5 separate regions of the Mus musculus genome follow, and regions 1, 2, 3 and 5 are each linked to region 4. A link is a loop called in an ENCODE intact Hi-C map of the cell type or tissue named here. Cell type or tissue: heart. All regions are shown on one strand.

What was found. Hi-C counts contacts between places; a loop is a spot of excess contacts. Peaks named below come from ENCODE experiments on the same cell type or tissue, not always from the same donor. Only the 100,000 strongest peaks of a DNase experiment are listed, where the experiment ranks them.
Region 1: it touches region 4 in a loop (2.3-fold over the local background); 12 of 42 quality-filtered maps call a loop at or near these places.
Region 2: a loop joins it to region 4, with 2.3 times the contacts of the local background. A loop is called at or near these places in 12 of 42 quality-filtered maps.
Region 3: a loop joins it to region 4, with 2.6 times the contacts of the local background. A loop is called at or near these places in 14 of 42 quality-filtered maps.
Region 5: it touches region 4 in a loop (1.9-fold over the local background); 3 of 42 quality-filtered maps call a loop at or near these places.

The regions. Positions count from the first base shown.
Region 1 is chr17:71,123,082-71,128,081 of GRCm38, reverse strand. Myom1 (myomesin 1) reads right to left here. Exons shown (of 37, transcript NM_001083934.1): 37 at 1,226-2,006. The coding sequence ends at 1,713. Among named protein-coding and RNA genes, the nearest start is that of Lpin2, 58 kb to the left of the region's middle. In heart, no CTCF peak of the experiment used is centred here; DNase peaks (open chromatin) are centred at 441 and 2,391; H3K27ac peaks cover 484 bases.
Region 2 is chr17:71,132,425-71,137,424 of GRCm38, reverse strand. No RefSeq gene overlaps it. Among named protein-coding and RNA genes, the nearest start is that of Lpin2, 49 kb to the left of the region's middle. In heart, no CTCF peak of the experiment used is centred here; DNase peaks (open chromatin) are centred at 2,114 and 2,804.
Region 3 is chr17:70,999,863-71,004,862 of GRCm38, reverse strand. It overlaps Myl12a (myosin, light chain 12A, regulatory, non-sarcomeric), which reads left to right and starts at 2,330. Exons shown (of 4, transcript NM_026064.2): 1 at 2,330-2,755. It also overlaps a transcript of Myom1 not described here. In heart, CTCF peaks have their summits at 580 (motif pointing left), 1,506 and 2,590; DNase peaks (open chromatin) are centred at 422 and 2,232; H3K4me3 peaks cover 3,964 bases; H3K27ac peaks cover 4,844 bases.
Region 4 is chr17:71,181,183-71,186,182 of GRCm38, reverse strand. Lpin2 (lipin 2) reads right to left here and starts at 2,651. Exons shown (of 20, transcript NM_001357791.1): 1 at 2,439-2,651. In heart, no CTCF peak of the experiment used is centred here; DNase peaks (open chromatin) are centred at 1,292, 2,672 and 3,662; H3K4me3 peaks cover 3,141 bases; H3K27ac peaks cover 2,545 bases.
Region 5 is chr17:70,752,230-70,757,229 of GRCm38, reverse strand. The region is part of intron 6 of Dlgap1 (DLG associated protein 1); the gene reads right to left. Among named protein-coding and RNA genes, the nearest start is that of Gm36746, 37 kb to the right of the region's middle. In heart, a CTCF peak has its summit at 2,102; DNase peaks (open chromatin) are centred at 1,359, 1,929 and 3,269; H3K4me3 peaks cover 1,507 bases; H3K27ac peaks cover 2,140 bases; H3K27me3 peaks cover 580 bases.

The DNA of each region.
Region 1 (5,000 bases), 58 kb after region 4:
TGAGTTCTGCAGAGGGCTCAGGAGCCTCTATCTCAGCATGAGAGACTGCCTCTGCTGGACTCTTCTCAGGCTTCCTGGCAGGTATGCATCCAGTGGCCCGTTCCTTCTGGGTCTACTTGAGCCCAAGCAGCCTTTTGCTGAAGCAGGGAGAATTTGAACTATGTCTGGAAAGCGACCTTCAGCTGGGGTTCACTTGGTTTCCAGGAAATGCATTTATTAACTACACTAGAGTGTATATTTTTCCATACTGAAGGACTTGAAGCCTGCTAGTTTTGCAAAGAAATGAAGTTTACTTAGTTTAGAAGTGGAGCAGCCAAGATCAGGCAATCCCAGGCTTGGCTTTGGTGAGAGCCTCATGAGTCCTGTGGAAGTGAGGGCTGCCGTCACCAGAGAGGAAGCTGCCATCCAAGGAACAAGCCCTTCTCATGAACCAAGCTTCCTGTTACGAGAGCTCAGTGCCCCGCTCCTGCCTGGGTTCATCGCTGCAGCAGCTGACACTCAGCTGGATAGGGAAGGACCAACAGTCAGATTAGAGCCAACTTCAGCCCTGATCTTTTAAAAGCTCTATATACTTAGGAGCCATTTCTGCAGCATAGGGAAGACTGCTTGGTTCTTGGTGTCATAGTTTGAATGTGCCCCAGTGTTCACAACCAGGACTCATGTCTGCTGGTGTGGAGGAACGGGATCTTCAACAGGTATTTAACCAGGAAAGCAGGGGTGAATGTTGTCAGTGTGCACAGTAGACTGGTTTAGTTGCCTCTAGAGAGGGTTCCTGACAAAAGGCTGAGTTTGTATGCAACCTCCTCACTTCTGAGAGTTCACTCTTGCTTGTCTTCCTGGCATCACAGGGCAGCCAAAAAGTCCTTAAGATTCTGGCTCCCTATCCTTTCCAGATGCCAGAATTTTGATCTTGGATTTTGGTGCCTCCAGAACTTCAAAAAATTAATCTCTTTTCATTAGGTTTGGATGTTCTGTCATAATTAGTTGACACACTTCAATCAAAGACTACTCCATCTTAGTGATGGAGTATAGTGTACGTGATCAGATGTGCAATGTGAGTGTGACTTGGAATTCTGAGCCGTGGCTGACCACAGATGGCTTATCTGACCATGTCCAGAAGGAACTGCTTTTGCCCTAAGGGTGTAAACCAAAAGATGAGCTACAGAAATGATTAGGAGGAGGTGGAAAGGCCCCAACATGGTGAGGATCAGAGAGACACAAGGGGAAAGAGGAAAGGCAGGAGACTTTATTCACACTGGGGGAGGCCAGTTCACAAGGCTGCTATCAGAAATGCACCACCTCTACTAACAGGGACCCACCATACTCAAGCCTACAGGCACATGCCTCTATTTTGATAGAACATGAGGTATGGACACAATTCCTAAGAGCTTACAGGTAAAGCGTCACCGGCTTCCATGCTGGCCTCACTTCTGCTCTCGCTCAGCACTTCTCCAACATCCTCTGCCCTTCTTCCTTGAAATCATTTCCTAATGTTTTCTTACTACATAAATTGTAGATTAAAACCCTTAATGTGTTCTTCAATGGTGCCTCCTCATCTATAGGAATAAGAGATCTGATGACTTCCTCCTAAGCCAGCACAAAATGGAGCCACCAGGAGGATTTCATCGTCTGTAGCCCAATCCTTTTCACGACAGCAGCATGATGGGTGGCCAGCTGGTCCTGGCTCTCCTCAAAACTCCCCCAGTCTCTGCTCACTTGGACTTCTGGTTGCCCTTGGGAGGCTCCATTGCTCCCTTCCTCAACTCCTCCTCTGGGATGAACACACTAACGGTGAAGTCGCTGGTCTCCGAGCCATATTTGTTCTTCACCACCAGCCCGTACTTGCCGGAGTCTGCCGTGCTCACGCCTGAGATGGTGAAGAAGGCGGTTTTCCCGGCCTCAAACTTGAGGCTGCAGTGGTCGTCAGAGGTCAGTGGCTTCTCGTTTTTCAGCCAGGACACCTCAGGGGGCGGGTCACCCCACACATTGCAAGTGAGATTGAGTGCCTGCAAGACAGGATTATGGGAAGGGAGGTGATAAATCAGCTAGTTCTAATCCAACTCCATATCAGCAATAACTGCAAGGCCCCCAGGCTGGAGTTTAAATAGTTGCATAGTTTAAAGCTAGGCGCCCATGGCTATGCTCCGAATAAGGTGCAAAAAGCATCCATCCTCAGGGCGGGACTCTGGGACTCTGGAATGCTTGTCTGTGTCAGCACACCGAGGGGCATTCTTTTTTTTCATTCTCCATCTCCACTCTCTCCTCCATAAACACCCAGACACCTTTCACTCCCTTCGATGTGGGCCTCTGGGCTGCATCAGCCGAGAAATCTCACTCCCTCCTCGCCACCTGCTCAGCTAGGCGTTGCATTTGCGTCACGGGGCCCAGCAGTGGAATGGCAGCAGCTGCTGTACATCATCTAAGTAATTTCCCCATTCCATCTTCCTCATTTTCTTCAGCTCCCTGGGCCCTGCCAAACCTGTGCTGTGGCAGAGGCGCTTGGCCCAAATGCATCCTAAATAAAATATTTCCCGGCGTGTTGAAGCTCTTCTGAGACGCTGGCATTTGGGGCTGCAGTTTTACTTTGCCTGATTAAGAAAATGTAAGACTCTCGTGTGCAACTCTAAGGAGTACTGTAGAGGCTTCTGTTTAAGATTGTTCCATTCAATGGGGAGTGTTGTATACCCACCACCATGGTCGATATATTTTCCTCACCACAAGCTCTCGATGCTGTGCTCTCAAAGCCCCGTGAACCACCCCAGCCTCTCAACCTCGTTCCTTTTTAAAAATATATATCTTTTATTTTTGAGATTATAATATAATTGCTGAGATTATAACTTTATCATTCCCCCTCCCTCTCCTCCTCTGAACCTTCCCACACTCCCCTCCTTGCTCTTTCAAATTCATGGCCTCTTTTTTTTCATTAATTGTTGTTATATAAATATATGTATACATGCACACACACACATACATACGTATATATCCCTACATACAACAAATACAATGTTACTTGTATATGTGATTTCAGGACTGAATATTTGGTATTGGATAACCAGTTGGTTTTTTCTTCCCTGGGGAAGACTGTTTCTCTGGCTCTCAGCATTTCTAGCTGGGCCTCCTGGTCCTCTCCCTGTCCACTTTGGCAAGCCCATTGCTGTCTTTGTTCAGCTCACATTGGGGTGGGTGGGGTCAGTTCCTGATGTTAGTAGGAGACACAGTTGCACATAAACTCCCCATCCCCTGGCTCTTACTATCGATCCTTCTGCCCCCTCTTCTGCCTGATTCCCAGGCCTGGGGTATGGGAGCTGTGTTATAGATGAATTCACTGGGACTGAGTTCCACAGCTTTGTGTTTTGATTGTCAACACTGTTCTCAACCTCCAGCAGCCACTCCTCAATTTTCCATTCATAAGACATTGTCATTTCAAAATGTTATATAAACATGGTCTACAGTAAGCAAACTTCCCAAGCTGCTGCTTTGCCTGCACACAATTCCCTGCAGATCCACCTGCTGCTGAATCAGCCTCCTGGCTCTTTGCTGCTGACGAATGTGCCAGTATATGTGTGTGTCCCTGAGGGTCATGTGTACCGTTTCCAGTTTGGGGCGGTCATGAACAAAGTTACTATGACTAGAGCACAGGCTTTTCCATTTCTCTAGGGTAAATGCCCAGGGTTCAGTTGCTGGGCTGTATGATAAATATATGATTCATTTTTCTCCCTAGAATTTGCCAGGCTCTTTTGCTAAAAGCTGATGTAATTTTGGCTTACATCCCGCCAACAGCACATAAGTAATCCAGTCTCCCCACACCCTTCCTGCATTTGCCACTGTGCATTTCTGTTGTGTGTCACTTATCACTGGAGTTGAGGCGGGTTCATTGTAGTTCATGGTCTCTTTACCCACTCTCCATGGCTAGGGCTAAACGACATATTCTTGATTAGGAACGAAGTTGGCATTACTCAGAAAGGAGTGTTCTTTTAGATATCTTCCCAATAGATCTTACGTGATCACTTACTGCCTCTTCTGTGGGAGCACAGCTGGGTAGCTTACAGAACTTCCTTACATCTCATCATTAGTTAGCAAGTTTTAGAGACAGGCTGTGTAGCTCAAGCTTGACCTGGGATTCTCTCGCTTATAATGCTGGGTTTATAAGCATGTGCTGCCATGCTAGTTTAAATTAGCATTTTTACTGAACTACTCTCCATTTAAGAACGAGAAAAGTACAAGCTAGAGAAATGGCTCTGAGGGTAAAGATGCTTGCTGCCAAACTGGGTGACCCGAGTTCAATCCCCGAGTAACACACTGTGGAAGGAGTGACCCAAAACCTGTAAGTGCCGCTCTGACTTCCACACACGTACTATAGCACGTCCTCCAATAAAGGAATGCATGCGTGTATAATTTTTAAATGAGTCAAATCATTATCATTAAATATACCCGAACAGACCGGGTTCAGGTTTGGGAATCTGGGGATTACTTGGGGTAAAATGTAATTAAGTCAAACTGAAACTGCAAACATTGTAGGCAGGCATTGTGGAAGACGAGCATCCATCCTTGAGAGCTGAGCTGTGAACTGGAGTACTTTCCCATACATTCTCCCCTAATTGTCACTACTGCCCAGTGAGTTCACCCTCGTGGAGTGAGGAGAGCAGAGGAGACAGTTTAACAACAGAAACTGCTCTCAGAGGTTGAGCTGAAAGTCGACTATGGTATTTTCTACCTACAAAGAAATGTATTGCACAGAATCTACAGCCTTGCTTTGATACAGAAGCTCTGCCTGGCTTCCCACCCCCACCGCTGCAGCCACTGCTCTTCTGGGTAGGAAAAGGTTTTATTTCACTACGGGTCTCTCTGGACTCGCAAGATGTATATTAAACCTATTTTGATTGATGTGGGGTCTGGCTATGTAGCCAAAGGTGGCCTTGAGCTCTAGATTTCCCCATTGAGTCCTTAGATTACAGGCAAGGACCATTCTGCCCGGTTTACAGGTCAGAGAGCACAGCCAT
Region 2 (5,000 bases), 49 kb after region 4:
TGGTATGTGTGTGTGTGGGCCATGGTGTGTGTGTGTGTATGGACCATGGTAGGTGTGTGGACGTCAGAGGACAACTCTGTGGAGTCAGGTCTCTCCTTCCACCTTTGCGTGGGTTCCGGGACTGGAAGTCAGATTGTTGGGGTCAAAACTGGGTGATCAGGGCTTACGCTGGAGAGAACCAGCTTCCTCCTAAATCAAACCAGCCCCCCTCCAGCCGGGAAGCTCCTTAAAAAGGAAGGTAAACAACTCAAAATATCTTCAGGAAGTCCCTTAAAATGGTCAGATTCACTAGGCCCCTCCCTGCCGGAGTAACCTGCAAAGTAGCTGAGCTGCCCAGACTCCGACAAACTGGGCTTGGAAGAACGCTCCAAGACTAGAACAGCAGCTCGAAAGAGGCAGAGAGCAGCCTCGCCATCTGGAAGATGTCTAGAGCAACTGAGGTACCAGGAGATGTCCCTCCTCATCGTGTTGAGCAGTAGATAAGGCTGTGTGCTGCGCTGCAGGCTCCCAGCTTTGTGAGGTGTTAACCAGGCTGGGGTGTGGGCTTTGGTGATGCAGCTGTCTTGGAGTCATTTCTGCTCCTATGAGGAACTCGTCACCCATGCCTTTATTAAGTAATCCCTAAAACTCATTGGGTCACCAAATTGGACTTTGGTGGTATCAGGGATGTGCTGTGAGCTCCCTGTCCAGGGTGAGTAGACCTGTGTGCTGCATCTCCCCCAGGAAGTTTGTCATGCCAAGCACCTTGACTTACTGAACCACCGACAGTCCCTATATAAAGTATTTTGGAGCCAATGGAAGTAAATGCGTTCTGATCCACCCTTCCCCCACCCGTTGTATTTAAAAGGTGTTCCCAGCATTTGACCCTTGTTGTGAATGATGTCTTTATAGCCAACTTCCTGTGTTGACAAGAGACACAGTGCATTTCTGCTTCTGTGGCTACTGGAGAGGCAAGAAGCAGTTTCAAATGTTTCGTTTAAAGCATTTATGCAATATTTTTTAAAATTCAAGATCCCTAGTTTTAACTTACTTATAGCTCTATAGTAAACAACTATAATATAGTATTATAATAAAACAATATGCAATTATATCCATATACTATCTCTATGTAACAAAAACTCAGCTTTACATAATAAACAATACAGAAATAATAACATATAATCGTATCTCTACAATATACCACTGTAGTTATTGTTTAGTGAGTGAGATTTTGTTTGCATATTTTAACTTCTAGACTTTTGTCTTATTTTGCTTTAAGTGATTAATTAACAAAGATCTGATCATTTACTGGATACTCTGGCCTTGGGGTGATGCGTTTTCCTCTTTTAGTTTTGAATTAACAAAGTGGAATGGACAGACTGGCTGGCTCTGTGCACCGCTGTGCCAACGGTCCAGCTACTTCTGCTTCTTAAATGTTGCTTGCATGCTGCCCACTCGAACCCTGTCAGATATCCCAGAAATGTCCTCCATAGGGTAAAATGACTCTTTGCATGATTGGATTTTTAAATGGTTTCATGATTTTTATTTTTAATGGGGTGGTGGTGGGGCACATGTGTGTGTTGGTACCTTTAGAGGTCAGAGAAGGTGTCCAATCCCCTGGAGCTGGAGTCCTAGGGTTTCTGGCAGTTGTGAGCCTCCTGACAGGGGTGCTAGAAACTTAACTTGAGTCCTCTGGAAAAGCAGTAAGCAAGGGCTCTTAACCAGTGAGCCATGGGTAGAAAACTTTTCCATTCCTACAGACAAACTTGCTTATTCTTACACCTCTGCTTACAGCTTTTCTGACTTCGGACACTTATATTTAAAGACATAACTTTTATTAAAACATGGCTTTTAAAGTGCTCAGCAAGCTTTTAGAAATGCTAATGACCATAATGTGGCCTTGTCAAGAAACTATATTAAATGTAATGAGCCTTAAGAAATATCAAATTAAGGAGTATTCTAATTGAATAATGATTAAATGCAGTAGACTAGTTCTTCACAGGCATGATGTTCATGTGACTAGGCCAGGACTTTGTTCCGTCTTTTCTTCTTTTTTTTTTTTCCCCCATCACCACACAATGCTAGACACTTGTGAGGAACTGGGTCCGGACGCACTAGAAGAAACAGTTCTGCACCCGGAGGCACTTCCTTGATTTTCAGCAGCGTGTGTGCAGAGGTCAAAGCCATTAGTAACTTTCCACTTACATTGGGCAGCAGCCTTGCTGGATGTCAGGGCTTTTCAACTTCATGCTGAGGGCTCTGTGAAGATGGCCAATATTAGCTGTGAACTCTGTAACTACTTACTAAATGAGGAAATGATAAAGACATATATGACAAAGTGACAGTGACATAGAGGTAATCGCTTTCCTCTTCAGCTTGGAGGCCATTGGGTGCTGGATTTCATTGGTACCATCAGTCTCCTCTTTATTCTGTGACTCACAAACTGGCAGACTCTGAAAAGGATGAGTTCAGCTTTGCTGGTTCAAGTGTAGCTAGGAGCCACTTCACTTCTCCTTCTGCAGATTTCTCTTCCGTGAAATAAAATACTGAGCCCTCCTCTTGGTATCAGGGGTCCTTGGTTTGGGTTGCGTAGAGGGACACTTCTTGTGTGACTTTCTGGTGAATGGAACTGTACAGTTCAGAAGTAAAGGAACAGGACATGTCTGTGTTGGCAGATGGCAGCGAGCATGGATGCTTTCCAGGCCTGGTGACCCAACAGGGAATGCTAAGCTGTGGAGAGCAATGGGGAGTGGAAGGGCTGTGTGGATGGACTGTGTACATGGGCTACATGGACAGGCTGCATGCATGGGCTGCATGCATGAGCTACATACATGAGCTGTAGCTGGCAATGGAGAGCTGCTTGTGGAAGGCTTTTGGTGGGCAGGACCAGAACACTGTTGAGATAGCCAATATTAGCTCAGAGCCATCAGATAAAGGACACAAAACACTACAAGGGACATAACTGGCTTCTGGGAGGAAATCCTTGAGTTCTGTTTGTCCCAGTGACATGGAACTTTTATTCCTGGCTTAGACAGAGCAAGGCCTTTGAGATGATCCAAAGCTGGTTGTTTTTTGTGCTGCTGGGGATTAAACCTAGGGTCTGATGCCTACTAGATGAATATTTTACTATGCAGTGACACCCCCAATCTTTTCAAACCTCTAAAAATGTAGTCCTTTCCTTTTCTTCAAGGTGCAAATATCTGTTCTCAGAGGTGGAGTCCGGGGACTAGAGAGATGCTCAGTGGGTAAGAACAATGATTGCAAAACCATGAGATCCAAGGTTTGAATCCCTAGCATCCGGGTAAAAGACCAAGCATGGTTGTGTGCACTAGTAACCCATCAAGCATGGTTGTGTGCACAAGTAATCACCCATCATGGGATGAGAGAAGCAGAGGCAGGTTGATGGCAGTAAATACTTAGAAGTAATCAAAGCATACAGTTTGTGCTAATGACAGCGCAGTGTTATTAGTTATTAGCCTGGTGTGTAGATGTCAGGTAGAACTTGAAGCAACAGAGCAGTATAGAAATTCCAGAGTCATGGCTGGGGGAACTTATTTTCAACCCAGCAACTGTGGTTAAAAAAAAAATCTGTCCAAGGATGAGGGGCTTTGATTTGGGGGTGCACAGTAACAGAATTCAGAGTTCCTGGTGTCTTCACTGTCTTTTAGTTGTTCTTCGACACCAGCCTCTGCAGCCATGACACACTGTCCCCCCATTGCCTTCTCCTCACACATCTCGCATCATCTTAGGGTTAGCGTCTAAAATGTCTGTTTGTTTCCATAGGCACACATGTACAATTGCAGGTTCACATGCTTTTGCCAGCTGGTTTTGGGGGTCCCTTGACTCTGCCCTCTGAGGATGGATTTACAATCAGACAGCTACAGCTACACGCCACCCGTGTGAGTTCTTAGAGACTCATGCCCCAGTCCTCAACCACTGAGCTGTCTCTCCAGGCCCTAAAAGCATAGTTTTTAGTAAACGTCATATGTTTGCCATCTTGCTACCCTCCACACGCCCTCTCCTTCAACCTCTAAATGGTCTCCTAGCAGCTGCAGAGCCCTCCTGCCGGTTGTTCTTGCATATAGGTAGGCAACACCTCCTGATCAATTCTCTCTCTTAGCATTCTGCTATCCCCAGACTGGACTTCCTCATTTCACTTCCGAAATATGTTTCCAGCCCGGGCATCATCCTCTTCTCTCGGGTCGCCATAGTGGCCTCCGAGTTAGCCCTGACCAAGGAAGAATTGACTTCCCAAAGGTTCAGGTGGAGGGGTGGAGAGGGGACTGTCACTGACACTGGAGAAGCCTGGTTCTGCTATAGGTTGACACGCTTGGGTGCTGGTCCTCGATGCCGGGCCAGATGAGATGCACCAGGAGTCAGAGAAGGGACATGGGAAGAACTGTTCTGTAGTTAGCCAAGTATTTACACTTCCATAATGTCCACTCGGTGGATATGAACTCCCACCTGGTGCCATCTGTCTCTGTCAAAGGACCTTTCTTTACCATTTCCTGCAGCACAGATCTGTGGGTGGTAGATCTCTCAGCTTTCATTGGACAGGGAAAGTCCATTTTACCAATGCTTAATGGCACCTGAAAATGTTGCATGTTCTTTTTAGAATATAATCTCTGTTCCCCACAGACATCAGGGACCACCCTCAACTAAGATTTTCATGATCACGTTTCAGCTGTGCTCTTTTTTATCAACAACTTTGTTTTTTATCTAGACCTTTATTTTACGAGTTTTAAAGATAATTTCTAAAACTTTTGCTTGTGAAATATTTAATTTTAAAAATACACATTATAATTTATTAACTATTGCCTGTGTAAGTCTCTTTCTGAATAAACAATAAATGGTTGAAAAACAAAAGTCCCTTTTACTTTCATTTTGTATAATATTTATAACAGATGTGTGTGTGTATGTGGGTGGGTAGGTGTGGGTGGTAGTGTGAATGAAAATGGCCCCTATAGGCTCATAGGAAGTGGCACCATTAGGAGGTGTGGCCTTATTGGAGTGGGAGTGGC
Region 3 (5,000 bases), 180 kb after region 4:
GAACTCAGGACCATCGGAAGAGCAGTCAGTGCTCTTACCCGCTGAGCCATCTCACCAGCTCTGAGAAATCTTCTTTTAAAGCAATAAGTGTCTTAGTTTGGGATTTATTGTGAAGAGACACCATGACCAAGGCAACTTTTATAAGGACAACATTTCATTGGGCTGGCTTACAGTTTCAGAGGTTCAGTCCATTATCATCAGGGCAGCGTCCCGGCAGACACTGTGCTGGAGGAGCCAAGAGTCTGGATCTGAAGGCGACCAGGAGAGGCTGTCCTCTGCGGTAGGAGACTGTCCTCTGCGGTAGCTAGAGGAGACTGCCTTTCCACATTAGGTGGAGCCTGAGCATAGGCGACACAAAGCCTACTCCAACAGTGATACACTTCCTCCAACAAGGCCACACCCACTCCAACTAGGTCTTACCTAATAGTGCCACTCACTCCCTGTGCCAATCGCATTCAAACCACCCACAGTAAGCAAGGAGCTGGAGAGGTAGCTTAGCAGTTAAGAGTACTGGCTGTTCTTGCAGAGGTTTTGGCTTCAATTCCCAGCACCCACATATATGGGATCTGATGCCCTCTTCTGGTGTGTAGATGTACATGCAGTTGAATATCCATATACACAAAAGAAATAACTGAAATTGTAAATGATCTCATTTCACCAGAAAGCCTTGTAAGGCGGGCTGGAGGGATATCAGAAAATTAGGCCTCAGGTCAACCCAGGGACTTGCTCTCCGAGTTACACAGCTTGCTAAAGGAAAGATATGGGGCAGAACCCAAACTGTCAAACTTGGAGTAAAAAGGACTCACCTGCTGTTTCATGAAGAGTTCTGTTAGGTTACAAAAGAACAGGCTCGTAGATGTCAGAGGCCTTCAGAAGTGGGTGTAGTCATTAGAACTTCATATCAGACATTACACTATGCAGACTTCCTTTTCCACCTTGATTTGATATGTCCATGGTTATCTATGGCAATGAATACAGGGTGAACAGAAACCAATTTCATATGAGCTGGGTTCTTTGCCCCTCCAGAGGACCTGACACACTTCTCTCTCCTCTTTCCTCTATCAACTCCTAGAATCGGCACAATTGCCCTCTGGGACATCTTCCACTAGTCCCCAGGTAGGTTTATTTGCTCTTCTGTAACTTATTCATATTTGTTTCCTTGTAGATCTCCGCCCTTTCTCTTCCATCCCACAACCCAGTCCCGAGGTAGCAACTGTTCATTTTAAAACAGGCAAGCCAGAGCCTTCCCCCTCCTCCCACAGCACTTACCAGTCTAAACCTATTGATTCATTTGGCAAGGACATATCAGGCAGCTCCTAGAGAAGCAACAAGGTCCCGTTTTCCAGCTGAGGTGGGACGGATAATGCCCATCCTGAAAAGGGGTTTTGGTGTTCTCCTTCTGGACAGGGAGCTGAGGAAGGCCTAAGCTTTCCAGGGTGACAGGCCACCTCCTCGTAGAGGCATTAGGGCATTGCTGCACTGCCTCAGAATCCACGGTCTCTGACTGCTCAGACCTCTGAGTTTGTACTGTCATAGCCAGCCACCAGCTGTGTCCCCAGTCTTCCTTAAAAGTCATGTTGGGCCCCTTAAAGTCCCTGAAGATGAAGAACACACTCTTAAAGACCTTGGTGTAGGGAGCTGGAGATGAAGTACCCAGTTATTTGTATTTGTACAAGTATCAAAGGGAGAAAAATTTTGTTTCTGACATCTGTAGGATTAGGACATTTTCCCCCTCAGCGGCTCTGCTTTTGAGTTAACTTCAAACCATATCACTGATTAATGGGAGGAATGTTTCTTGAAGAAAACATCCAGTCTTGGGGATACGAATCCCGCCAGGCTCGTAATAATCTCTCTTCCTTTAAATAAGAACTATTGTTAGCAGCTGCTCCACGCAAGGAGACCCGGCGGGTAAATTGGTCCAGCACTTTATTCCAATTACATCATTCACCCTCGAGCGACATAGGTGGAGCAAGCAGGAGTCACCATCAGGGTAAAGGGGGACTCTTGTAGAAAGTTCCAGAGAACGTTTGGGAAGAGGGCAATCGATATTGAATTCATGAACTCTTAAGTGGACCAAAGAGACAGCGCGGCGGCGGCCCTGAAACTTCAGTGTTTCCTCCCGCGTGGGAAGCGTGAAGAACTCCATAAAAAACTCCCACGCTGCCCAGACCCAGAGGCGCTGACCTAGACAGTGAGTCACCCTAGCTTCCTGCGCAGGCGCGCTCCAGCTGCGGGGCGAGGGGAGGCCCCGGGCTCTGGGGGGCGGGGCCAGGGCCAGTCACGTGACGTCCGCGGCCCGGCTCCTCAATTGCCCTAAAAGGACTTAGACGGGGGTCCCCGCCTCTCGCCGCGCTCTGGAATGCGGGCAGAGGGAGAGCTCCGGGCCAGGCGCAACCATCTGCTGACAGGGGGGAGGGCGCAGAATCACAATTCTAAAAGAGACGGGAGAAAGAGGAAGAGCCGGTGATTAGACCGAGAGACCCTCCACAGGATTCTTTAAGCCCTACTCCGCGTCCCGGACTCCCCGTCGGCGCCCCACGCCTGCCATCCGCTCTGTCACCTTCCCCGAGGCGCCCCCTCCCGTCCGGGCTGGCGCACCGAGGCGAAGGAGCATGGCCGCTAGGCTTCCTTCCGGTTCGCGAGCGGAGGCCGGAAGTGGCCGTACTGCGGAGTCTGGAAAGTTAGAAAGTCTGGGAGGGCGGCAGCGGCGGAGCTTCGCGGAGACGCTCACTCTCGGTTCTCGCGGCTGAGCAGGGTGAGTGGTGCTGGCCGCGGCGCGGGGCGGGGGCGGCTCGGTCCGGCCCGGGAAGGTGTCCCCGCGGGGCGGCGGGGACCGGCGGGAGCCGCGGCTCGGGGAGCGTACCTGGGCATGTGTGCGCGAGCCGGGGGAGAGCTGGAGCGAGCTGGGGGCGGCCGGGGCGCAGACCCCGCTCTGCTTCCCACACTAGGAACTTGGGAAATGTTGCTTAGCTCGCCGGCGCCGCGCGCCTTGGATCCTTGCCTCCCCGCGAAACCAGAGAGCCCCAGAGAGCTGACTCCGGAGCTCTGTTGAGTTGCTAACGTAAACTTGCCGGGATCGAGGAGGGAGTGTGCGGATAAAACCGTAAGATAGCACCGCCACCCTCGGCAACTGTCGTCGCAGCTGCGCGGCTATGTGTAGTAGCAAGACCCTGTTCAGATATACAACTCTAGTGTGCGCCCCTCTAAGTAAAACTTTTTTAAAGCGGTATTTGAACAGAGAGGAGATTTAGAGCTTCTTTTGCCTGTCGAGGGGGCTAAGTCGACTCTACAGAGGAGTGTTATTAAGAGTCTTTCAGTAGGCGTATAAACTATATTATAGATCTTTAGAGATCTTTTAAGATTTTAACATCTGAAGTGCAGACGTTGTATCAAAAGGTGACGAAAGCGAATCTTCACTAAAATTGCTGATATTTTCTTTTTTTTCTGGATGGCCTTTGATGAGGATTAATTAGAAAGGTATTTTGTCTTCAAAAGTGAGGTGTAGTTGACAAGTCGATCCTGGCGACTAATGACTTTTAAAAGGTGCTCAAAACTTTTTTTGGGTGTGGCTGTGGGAAGATCCAAGCTGACTGTCAACCGGAAGTGTGCCTAAGAAATAAAGACTTGGTTTTCCTTGAAACTGAAATACCAACTTTTAAAAACTGAGTCTATCCCCTCCCCCACATCTCATCTAGTAAGAAATGCACTGATTAAATAATAGAGATTTGATCTGGACTTCGAAGCAGGCCAAATACCTGAGGTTTTGAAATGGGAGTATTTGGAAGGATATATTTACTAGTTTTAAGAGAGCTTTTTTATTAAAAGGTATTAACTAAGTATGCTTAGTTTAGATGTTCTGTTAAGAATTTCTATCTTTTACATCTATTACAAGTTTAGGCACGTGAGATTCTATTTAATTTAGGCAATCTCATGTATATCTTTGTATGGCTTAGTCCTACTTAAGAAGTTTCATAGTCTGCTCTTTTGTTGTTGTTGTTAATTTGTTTGTTAGTTTGGGTAGGGTCTCCTTTTAGTCCATGCTGGCCTGGAACTTAAGATGGTCTTCCTACTTCCAGGGCTAGGATTATAAATCCAGTTACCAGCCATCACACCAGCTTTAGCGTTTTCAAAACTTAAGTACCAACGTTTCTATAAAGTCTACATTTCTAAAGATTCTGTAAAATCTGGTTGCCCTTGGCATGTGGAGAAAGCCTCTCCAGGACTGTCTTCACAGTCTGATGTCTTCCTTAAGCATGAGGCTGTCGCTTATTCTTGGGGGGGGGGGGGGTAGCTCAGTGGCAGAGTGCATACCTAGCATACATGAGGCAGAACTGCAAACAACCCACACCATACACCATGCATGGCTACAGCACTGTCTTGGTTTAAAACAAGGTTATACTCATTGCCATCTGTGAATAGAAACTACCTTGACCACCCTTGCCCTCCCTTCTCTGTTGATGATCTGAAACTTTCTGCTGTTTTCTAGAAGGCCAGCCAGCCAGTCTCATACCAAAGATCTTTCACAAAGCCTTCAAAGTGAGGTTCTCAGGTGATCCTGCCGTAAACCCTAACAAATATTTGCAGTTTTATTCTGCTCTTTTTAAACTAACTTGAGGATTATTTTACAGCTTCACATTTTTAGAACTACAGCAAAGAGACCAGCGCCACTCTCAAAGATTCCCTCTGACGTCACCGTGCTCCTTTACCTGAGCTTGGACAGAGAGATTAGAGTTTCTCTTGCCTGTCGAGGGGGCTCAGTCGACTCTACAGAGGAGTGTTATTAAGAGTCTTTCAGTAGGCGTATAAAATATATTAGAGATCTTTAGAGATCTTTTAAGATTTTAACATCTGAAGTGCAAAAGTTGTATCCAAAGGTACGAAAGCGAATCTCCACTAAAATTTTGGATATTTTCTTTTCTCTCGCGTTTGTAGGTTGGTGTTGTTTGGGTAGGTGGGTATTTGGCTGTGTCATGGCTGTGAAGCTCCAGGTTTCTGTGTGG
Region 4 (5,000 bases):
TAGAGTACTTGCCTAGCATGCACAAAGCCCTGAGTTCAAGTCTCAGAACTTCCTCAACCAATTATGGTGGCACACAATACAGAGTAAGTTCAAGACCTGAACTATCTGAATGAGACTGTCTCAAAAACATAAAAACTTTATTATCAAGACATCATCAGAGTGTTATCACTGCAGGGTATATCTTCCAGCTATTCCAATTTTTTTAAAGAATTATTTATCTTATATATATGAGTACACTGTAGCTGTCTTCAGACACACCAAAAGAGGGCGTCAGATCCCGTTACAGATGGTTGTGAACCACTATGTGGTTGCTGGGAATTGAACTCAGGACCTCTGGAAGAGCAGTCAATGCTCTTAACTACAGAGCCATCTCTCCAGCCCCCATTCCAATGTTTTAATGAGACATTGTTTACACTGGATTCTGACAACTGAAGGCCCGACTACAAAGCTATAAGCTATTTTGCCATGAAGGTGACAGGTCCTAGGACCCTGAACCTAAGCCAAAAGTATTAATTTACTTAGCAATGAAGGGAGTCAGACACAGCTAAAGCAAAGTTGCAAATCAACTCCTGCAACCCTGCTGACCAGCTGATTGAGAGGGTACACTTCCTACAGCCCCACCCCTAAACAAAGTGACAACAGGCCCTGGGGACAGACAGAGGATTTCAAAGACAAGACACATAGGCTTAACTTAGACTTAAGATCTTGCCCACAGGCTGCTGAACACCTAAGGGAGGCACCAGTGCACCTCCCAGCAAGAAGGGTTCCAACTCATTGTCCCACTTCTGAAGTATATTATGCACACCATCAGAGAGGATAGCTGCAGTGACCTATACTATATTTAAGTCCAATATTAATATTTAAACACAACAAAATGTCCACCGTAATGTTCACTGGCCTAACCTTTGACCACCTCTGACCCGTGATAGCACCAAGATTATCCCATCCAAGGCATACCATACAAGAAAATTTGATGATTTCATTTCATTCCACTGGCTCCCAGTGACCTACAAGGACAAACTGCTTGCAGCTTCTTCTCTTCACTCAAGAAGCCCCAACCAAAGCTCTTCTAAAAGCCAGCCTCTGTGCTTAGTAATAAACAGCTATTGGAGTCTTGCCTGCGGGGATCCTGTGCCCAGTGCAGGGGATAGTCCAGTCAGTAAACCAAAACGCACAAGGCTAAGCAAGGAGAACAAGCATACAGCCATTCAAGAAACAAAGCTCCGACCTTTATCCCTTTATCTGCTTAACTGCACTTGGCGTTCAAGGGTTTTCAAATGCTCCCATTTCCAGAGCCTCTTAAGCATACAGCTGCTCTGCCGAATCTCAATTTTGCCACAAACGCGAAAGTAGACCCAGCCATTTCATTTCTAGCATGCTACAGCTATTCTGCTACTACCTCGAACTTGAAGATCGCTGGGGCCGATAAACCACAATCAAGAACACATTTAACTAGGAGGAAGCCCGTAGGAGGCTACCCACGGGCAATGTGAGAGGGCACACCGGGCAGGGCAGCCCAACGAGGGCTAAAACACCTGTTTCCTCCCACACTTGGTGGCTGGCTGGGTTGCTAACCCAGTCTAGCAATACCTGCCACGATTCGTAGTTTTAAGCCAGTGAAAGCAATCAATGTCGGATCAACACAGACACTAACCGGCAAATGATCCCAAAATAGATTTCAAAATTCAACTTGTGTTATCATAACGTTTTAAATTAGTGAGGCGAGGTTCGGTACCAACTTAACCAGCATCCCTACTGCTGGGCAAATGAGCTTCAGCGCCATGCAAGAGCCTCAGTTTCCATTTTTAATTTTTTTTTAAGTCTCAAAGATGCATTAAAATAAGTGTGTGGCCGCTTGTTCAGTAATCCCTCAGTGCCTCTCCAAGTATCCTGCGTTCCAGTACTTTCTGAAAGCGAGGGCGATCTTCCTAGTCTTGTTCTGCATAATTATGGCTCCGAAACGCCATCCTAAATTTGAATGAAAATAATTTTCTTAGGCTGGGGTGGATCCGCGGCGCTCAAAACTGGGCCTCAGAGCTCCGGTTCCCACAGCCGACAGAACCTTCCAGGGCCCCGGGGGTCGCCGGCAACAGGCTACTCACATCTAAACCAGGTCCGCGGCCTGCAGGAGGCGGCGGCGACGGCGACGGCGGCGGCGGGCAAGCCAACGGCCTGAGGGAATAACTGCACCTCGCCAGTCCCGGCCGGGGGATGACCGCGACCGCGCGCCGGCGTCCGCTCCCCTCCCCCAGGCCCGGGGCTGCGGTCCCCGGGCGCGCCGCCCGCGGCTCGGAGGACCGCTGCCGACGTGAGGGTCTCCGCAGACGCCCGCGCGTCCTCAGGCGGCGCGGCCGCGGCTACGTGGCCCACGCGAGGCGAGGCCGCGAGCGGGGACGCGGCCCCCCGGGAAGCCCCGGCGCTGTCTCCGGCCCGCTTACCTGCGGCACCGCGCGCGGCTCTCACTCGGCGGACTGTTGTGCAGCCCCGCAGGGATGCCCCAAGAAGCGGGGGAGCAGGGGGCGGGGCCGCCGCCTCCGAAGCCGCGGGCTACAGCGGAGCCCGCCGGGCCTCATGAATGGGACGCGGCGGCGGCAGCAGCGGCGGCGGCGGCCGAGCTGGCGGTAGACTGCGCGCACGCCCCGCCCCGGCCCGGCCACGTGACGCGAGCTCCGCCCCCGCCGGCCGCGCGCCTGGAGCCCTGGGCCCCTCCGGGGAGAGAGCAGCTCGACGCCGGCGCCGGCCTCAGAAGGGCGCTTTAAAAAAAAGTTTCCTCCGGTCCCCATGGCAACCTTGCGGCGCTGCGTCGGGCTTCAGAGTCCAGCTACCAAAAAAGAGTGCAAACGGTCTGCTGCATAATGGTGTCCCCGCGTAACGCGAGTGCACCATCATGGGATCACTGCAGAACCCGTATCTTTCCTTATTTACCCTTGGAGCTCGGTGATAACACCGCCTACTTAAAAAGTGCACTTTAACGGCTGCAGCTGCGAGTGTTAGTGACGGCGGCTGTTTTTCGTCTTGTATATCTGCAGCTGGTTCTTTCGATGGAAGGCCATGGCATCACTTCTAAATGCTTGTTAATTTCTTCGTGCTCACCGCGAGCATGAACAGTGTGACACAGTCTTCCGGCCGCTGAGCCATGCATTTATACAAACTCTCTCCGGTATGGGCCTGGGCACAGCAGTTTCTTTGCAACAATGAAGCGCGGTGAGCATAGTCTGTGCTGGGACCCGGGAAACCTTTCGTTTCCCTGCCTAAGTACCGCCGTGTGGAATTCAACCAGATTGCCTCAGTAGTTACCAAGGTCCACAGAGACACCCAAACCTACTGGGATTTTTCACTTCAGCGTGGCTCTTCATCTGATCTACCAGTGAAAGAAATGTTTTCAAGGTTGAAAGTTTCCCGTAAATGCTCGAGAAATACTACTCCTCCGCTGTGGGGAAGTGCAATTAAACCCAGAGAACCCAGTCCTCAATCCCCAAGTCAATGCACTGGGAACAGCTACACCTTCATTCCCATTGGGAGCCCAATGTAGCTTGCAGCCCAGACTGTAGAACACGCTGTTACTGTTTGTTCTCTAGCTTCTCATTCTTGACTTTTCCTGTTTCTCTCGGGATAGTTTCATTACCTCCTACCTTGGGAGGGAAATATTCTCACGCTTCCTTCCTCTCATCATGCAGAAAGCAGCAGACAACCCGCCCTTCCTCTGTCACCGCCCCCTCTGGGCTTTGACACCTTACTCAGAAGGATTGGTTCATGTTTATAGTATTTTCCTCATTCTCTAGTGGCTGCCTGCTTCATGCTACTACTGAGGCAGAAGAGGAACTAATTAAATATTTGTTGACTGTTCCTCGACTTCCCCCAGCTGATACCTGTAAAGTTGGGGCACACCCAACTCCCATCTGCTTCACTGCCCAGAGTCTTTCCTCACCTTCTGACCCTACCACCTTCCAGTTTCATGGCCAAGAACCTTCCCCCACCAATCATCGGTCTGCTAGTCTAGATGTATCTTTCATTTCAAAGAGAGAAGACCTTGTTGCCCCTAATGTAGTTTGGCCCGAGATGTTTTGACTCTAGAGTTGCAAGCTGTCTTGATGTTTTGTTTAAGAATATCTTTCTGTGTCCTTTCGGGGTTTCCCCACCGTGCACTGCAGCCTCTCCTTACAAGCCATGGAACGGCATATTCTTTTGTTTGTTTGTTTGTTTTTGTTTTTATTTTTAATAATTCTTATTTTTGAAATTAGGATATAATTACAGCATTTCACCTTCCTTTTCCTTCCTCCAACCCATCTCATGCATTCCTTGCTCTCGCTCATATTCATGGCCTCTATTTTTTCATTGCTTATACATACATTCATAGATATATAAATCAGCCTGCTCATAACATAAACACATACATGTTAATTGTATGTATATTATTTCAGGACTGATCATTTTGTACTGGATAACTAATTGGGGTGTCTCTTCCCTAGAGAAGACTATTTCTCCCACTCAGAATTACTTAATTGTCTGCAGTTCTTTGTCTAGGGGTGGGGTCCCCTAAGAATTCTCCATTCCATATTAATATGCCTATTGGTATGGTTCTTGTTCAGGTCTTGAAACAGCCAAGTTGAGGCTTCGTGGGTATAGCTTCCTTGACATTTCTGAGACAAAAATCTCATAGCAAACTTCCTGTTCCCTCTGTCTCTTACAATCGGTCTGCCTCCTCTTCTTCCACATGATTCCTGATCCTTGGGAGCAGGATTTCTGTGGTAGATATATTGGTTGGGGCTAGTGATGGGCCAGCCTGACTCCATCTGAGTGATGGAAGCCATTTTACTATAAGGTCAGAAGAAGTTCAGTTCTGTTTGCTGAAATTTTCATGATTTTTTTTTCTTTACAGCTGAGTAATATTCCATAGTCTTATCTGTAGCACATTTTCACAGCTGAGCAATATTCCATAGTCTATCTGTGGCACGTTTTCATTAGTCTTTCATCAGTAGAAGAACAGTCAGGTTGTTTCC
Region 5 (5,000 bases), 430 kb after region 4:
CCCTAAAACCACGTGGTGGAGAGAAAGAACCAGATCTTGCAAGTGGTACTCTGATCTTCCAATGCACACCAGATCGCACATATGAGATCACACAAGTGCATACAAAACAAACGAGAGAAATTAAAAGAACAAGACCTGCATGAGTCTGAGAGAGGGCTCGATCGTAAACACACCAGCTGCCAAGCTTCACAGCCTGAGTCGATCCCCAGAGACCCACATGGCAGAAGGTGACAACCGACTCTCAAAAGTTGTCCTCTGGCTTCCACATGCACATCGTGGCATGCATATGCCCATACACATACAAAATAAATAGATGCAGTTTTAATTAACAACAGCAACAACAAAAACATCAGGCTTAGTGGTTAATCCTGACACTAGAGTGGCAGGCAGATTTCTGTGAGCTTGATGCCTACATGATGTGTATGTGTGTGTGTGTGTGTGTGTGTGTGTGTGTGTAATATTACAAATAAACAAACAAAACAAATCTGTAAGATGTGTAGTCACACATTGTTCATACACAGAACAGAAGGACATTATTCTGTAGTGACGACTCATTTCCTGGGAAGGCGCACAAGCACAGATCAGACAATTTTCTTTCTTTCTTTAAAAGATTTATTTAAATTTATGCATATGATTTTTACCTCCCCCCCCGCCCCCCCCCCTGTGTATTCTGTCCACCACATGCATACCTGCTGCCTGTGGACCGGATCCCGTGCAGCTGGTGTCGGGATGGTCAAAAGCCCTCACGTAAGTGCTGGGAATGGAACACAGGTCCTCTGCAAGTGCTCTGGACCTCTGAGCCATCTCTCCAGCTGGCGGATCCCTGTGAGTTTGAGGCCAGCCTGGTCTACATAGCAAGTTCCAGGACAGCCAGGGCTATGTAGAAATCTTGCTGCAGTCTCAAAAAGGTCTGCCTTTAATCCTCAGAACTACCAAACAAACAAACAATTTTAAAAAGAGAAAATACCTAAGTATATATAAGTTCTAAAAAATTAACAAAACCTTGCAAAATCTCTGCCCAACAGAGTCCACATGGAAAAATTACTGCCCTATTTCAAAAATATTTACAGCTTCCCCCTTTTCAGGCCACCCAGAGAGATCCTGGTGGTTGGTGAGGCGCACTCGCTTGCCAGCCCACCTCTGGGAGGTACAGTGCACCCCACAGTAGTTAGTATGCATTCTGGCTCCTGGGAGGTGCCTGTGTGAGAATGACTTCCACTCAAGGCATCCTCCACGGAAAACACTTTTCCCTGTCACTGAATGGGGGGGGGGGGGGAAGCGGCTCTGAGCGAGCCGAGGAGGGAGGGGCCGGCAATAACTCTTGCAGTCATCCACACCCTCGCCAGTTGGTGATTACCAGGATCCCAGACACTTCCTAATGCCAGACAAACGCCCCAAGCCTCGGCATGTCTGGCTTGAAGATCTATTCAACTGATAGCCCCCGCCTTTTCGAGGGAGAGCCCCATTGCCCGGGCTAATCAAACAAAACATTGTTCTCAGAGGCAGGAAGAAAGGAAAGGCTTGTCTCTTGGACGCAATGTTTGGGATTCATATCTATATATAAAAACATAATACATATATATTCCCAACTAAAAGGTTGCTACAAAACTTGGAATTCCGGAGGCGTGGCTGGTTTGCACAGAGCGTGCACTGTATAGAAATCCCGGGAGGGGAGGAATCTGAAAGCTAAGTGCCATTAAAAGAAGGGGGTGGGGTGGGGGGAAGCCCCAGGCACTTGATGCCTGTAAAGGATGTAAGTCACAGCCACTCTATTAGACCTGCAACCAAACTAGACTCAGATCCGTCGCAGCTGCCCTCCAAATGTCAGCGTCAGTGTTGGGCAAAGCTTGAAACCCCACCAGGCTTCAGGAGAGCCATTCTCACCCACATTTTCCCCCGAGCACTCTTAGGAACCTGGCAACAGGTAACGTGGCAACCTTTGACTTCTAAAAGGCGAGTGGGATAATTTCAGGGAACAAACGGATTGTTTTTGAGCCAGCTGCATCTCGCCTAACTGCCCCCGCACCCAACCTCCTCCCTCCCAAGACAAAGTCTGGGAAAACAAACTTAAGTGCTGCAGGCTGTCCTGCTCTCTCGCACGCCCTGGTGGCCAACATCGGAACAACATGCACGTGTTCGGAACTCCGCGGCAGTTCCCGCTGGTAAGTTTTGTGGAAGTGTGCCGACCTGTCTCTGGTGCAGAGATGGAATCCATTCAAAATGTCCCCATTTTTGTTGTTGTTTTCGAGATATGGTAGATATTTAGCCTTGGCTGTCCTGGAACTCACTATGTAGACTAGGCTGCTTCTGTCTCCTGAGTGCGGAAATTAAAGGTAAACGCTAGCAGATCTACCTGTAGAGAGTCTTCACTTTTATTTAAGCACATTGACAATTATCCACGGAATGAAACCTCTGGACTCAGACGCCCCCCTCCTCCCCAGAATCAGTGAGGGAGAATACTGGGAACAGGGTCTGGTAAACATTGCAGGAGGCTCGGGCCTGTGATTTCTTCCTTTTGAGGCCGATGTGGGAAGACCAGGGTTCAAGACCAGCCTGGACTCCTTACTCAGGCTTTGTCTTGAAAAAGCATCAACAAAACGTGATTCCTGCTGTAATTACTCCCATTTTCCCTGTTTGTCTCGTATATTCCACATACAGACACCTTTTGGGTTTTGAAGCTTTCCCAGTCAGCCCTGCTGGGTTCCTGTGTTATAAGGATTACTGAAGATTTCCACACTGCCAGATCAGCTTCCCAGACTGCAGCTACACCCAGTAAAATGCCAGCGGCTGTGTTTTTAGGCTGTCTGATCCTCTTAGACACTGCCCTACCCCCTTTCCAATGTTGGGCAGAAATGGAGGCCCAGTCCCGAGTCGCTGTTAGCCCACAGGACCCAGCGCTTCCTGGCTCTGCATCTGGAAACGGTACACGGAAGCTTGAGAGGTTCAGATCAAAGTACCTGGTCCTCTCAGAAACTTTCATTAATTAACTAAATTAGAGGACACTGAAGAATGCTGGAGGTGTCTCTTCAGAAGGCGCGGGGTCCAGGGGTTAAGGTCTGAGCCCTGTAGTATAGACCTCCACGAAGCTTGACAATCAAATAATACTATAAGCCAAAACCAGCCCATGCCTGAAACCATGAGATGTTAGAGTTGTTTTTGCCCACATCGTGTAAGGGCAAAGGTTAAGGCCGGGGGGTCTGAGTAAGCTTGGTAGGGCCGCTGGCCTGTGTGAACCACACAGCCTTTCTAGAGCCAGGGAACCGTGTGTTGAAATCGGGAGGGACATTTCGGTCTTCAGGGTTACTAATTTCCCAGGCAGCGGGTGTTGTTCCCAGATGGGAATACGATCTCTTTAGCACTTCATCTCCCGGCTTTGCCAACAGGTGCTATTGAGTCAACTGTGCACACAGACGGCCGTCCTGGCACATTCATCACCAGGAAGATGTCATTGCCATTTGTTCCATGACTTTCTGGATTTTTTTCTACCCCTGACTCAGACACAGTCACTTCCTCTTACGCTTAGGGAATTGTTTTGTTTTTTTCTTTTTTCTTTTTTTCTTTTTCAGCATTTGTAATTGTGTGTTTTTCAAAATATGTCCCCGTCTGGCCTACAGGCCTTCCTGAGTTGAATGGACTGTTTACAGAAGAGAGAGATTCAGGGCCCAAGGTCAGGGTTACAGAATTATATAAGGCTTCCTGTTTGGGCAGCTGGTCTACCAAGCCCTCAGGGCAGACTGAGTTTTGACAAAAGCCGGCTGCCCGTTGGGTGTGGTGGCACATACCTGTAGCTCAGGAATATCAGAAGTTCAAGTGTTTGGTTTTGAACCCCTGGACAAGCAACTGAGGTGTATATATATCAAAGCAGACCTGGCCTCCAGGTTCTCCCAGCATCCCTCACTCCCTACCTGGCATACCCTGCTCCCATCATTGAATTTTCCAGTCCAGGGCTGGGCTGCCATTCCCTTAGTGGCTCCTTCCTATCTAATCCTGACGTTTGGGTCTCTCTCTTTCCTCTCCTTTTCCCTCTTTGTATGAGGACTCTTTCTCCCCTCCCCGTCTCCCCCCACCTCCAGAGCAGCTTCCCAAGAAACCGGCCTTTAATCTAATCTGATCTGTCTTGAATTGACTCATTTTTGAACACGCACAGACTTTTCTTTGCTATTCTCTATATACAGACAGTATAACAAGTATTTGCTTGGTGTATGTCCACATAATTCCTACCATGCAGGAGGCTGAGGCAGGGGAGATTGCAAATGGAAAGCCAGCCTGTGCTACAAGTTGAATATTTGTCTCAGAAAACTAACATTGGGTTGGTGAATACTTGTAAGCCCAGAACTTGGGAGGCTGAGGCAGGAGGATCTCTATGAGTTTGAGGTTTTTGCAGTCTATATAGCAAGTTCCAGGCCATCCCGAGTGAGGCTTATGGGTCTATATCAGTATTAGAGTATATATATACATACATACATACATATATATATATATATATATATATATATATATGTCTATTTCAGTAGTAGAGTGCTTAGCTGGTATTGGGCAGGTCCTGGGTTTGCTCTCTAGAACCACAAAATAAAAAAAAACAATATTTATAAAGCATTTGCAGTTAGAAAGAAATTGAATTTCTGTAAGAAGTAATCTCAAAATGGCTTATATTGCCGGATGTGCAACAGGCTACATGCAAATACTATACAAGAGACAGTAGCTGAATGTTCTAGTACACTAGGACACAGCACATGAGGGTGTTCTACAGTCAATGCTCCAAAGCTACCAAAGCTACTACATAGGCAGTTGTGGCCAGTTCTGTTGGCACTCGTCAAGTGCTGGCTAAGTTCAGCTACGACTAGTCAGCTTTTGCCACAGAGCTAGTACGTCGAACGCCAGTGTTGAGATGCTTGGATAGTCATCCATGCCTGAGGCCTGGGATTCTATTCTCATCAACATGAGGAACGTATCTCTACTCCTGTGCCTTATCCAGCTAACATCCTCCCTTGTCTGCCTGG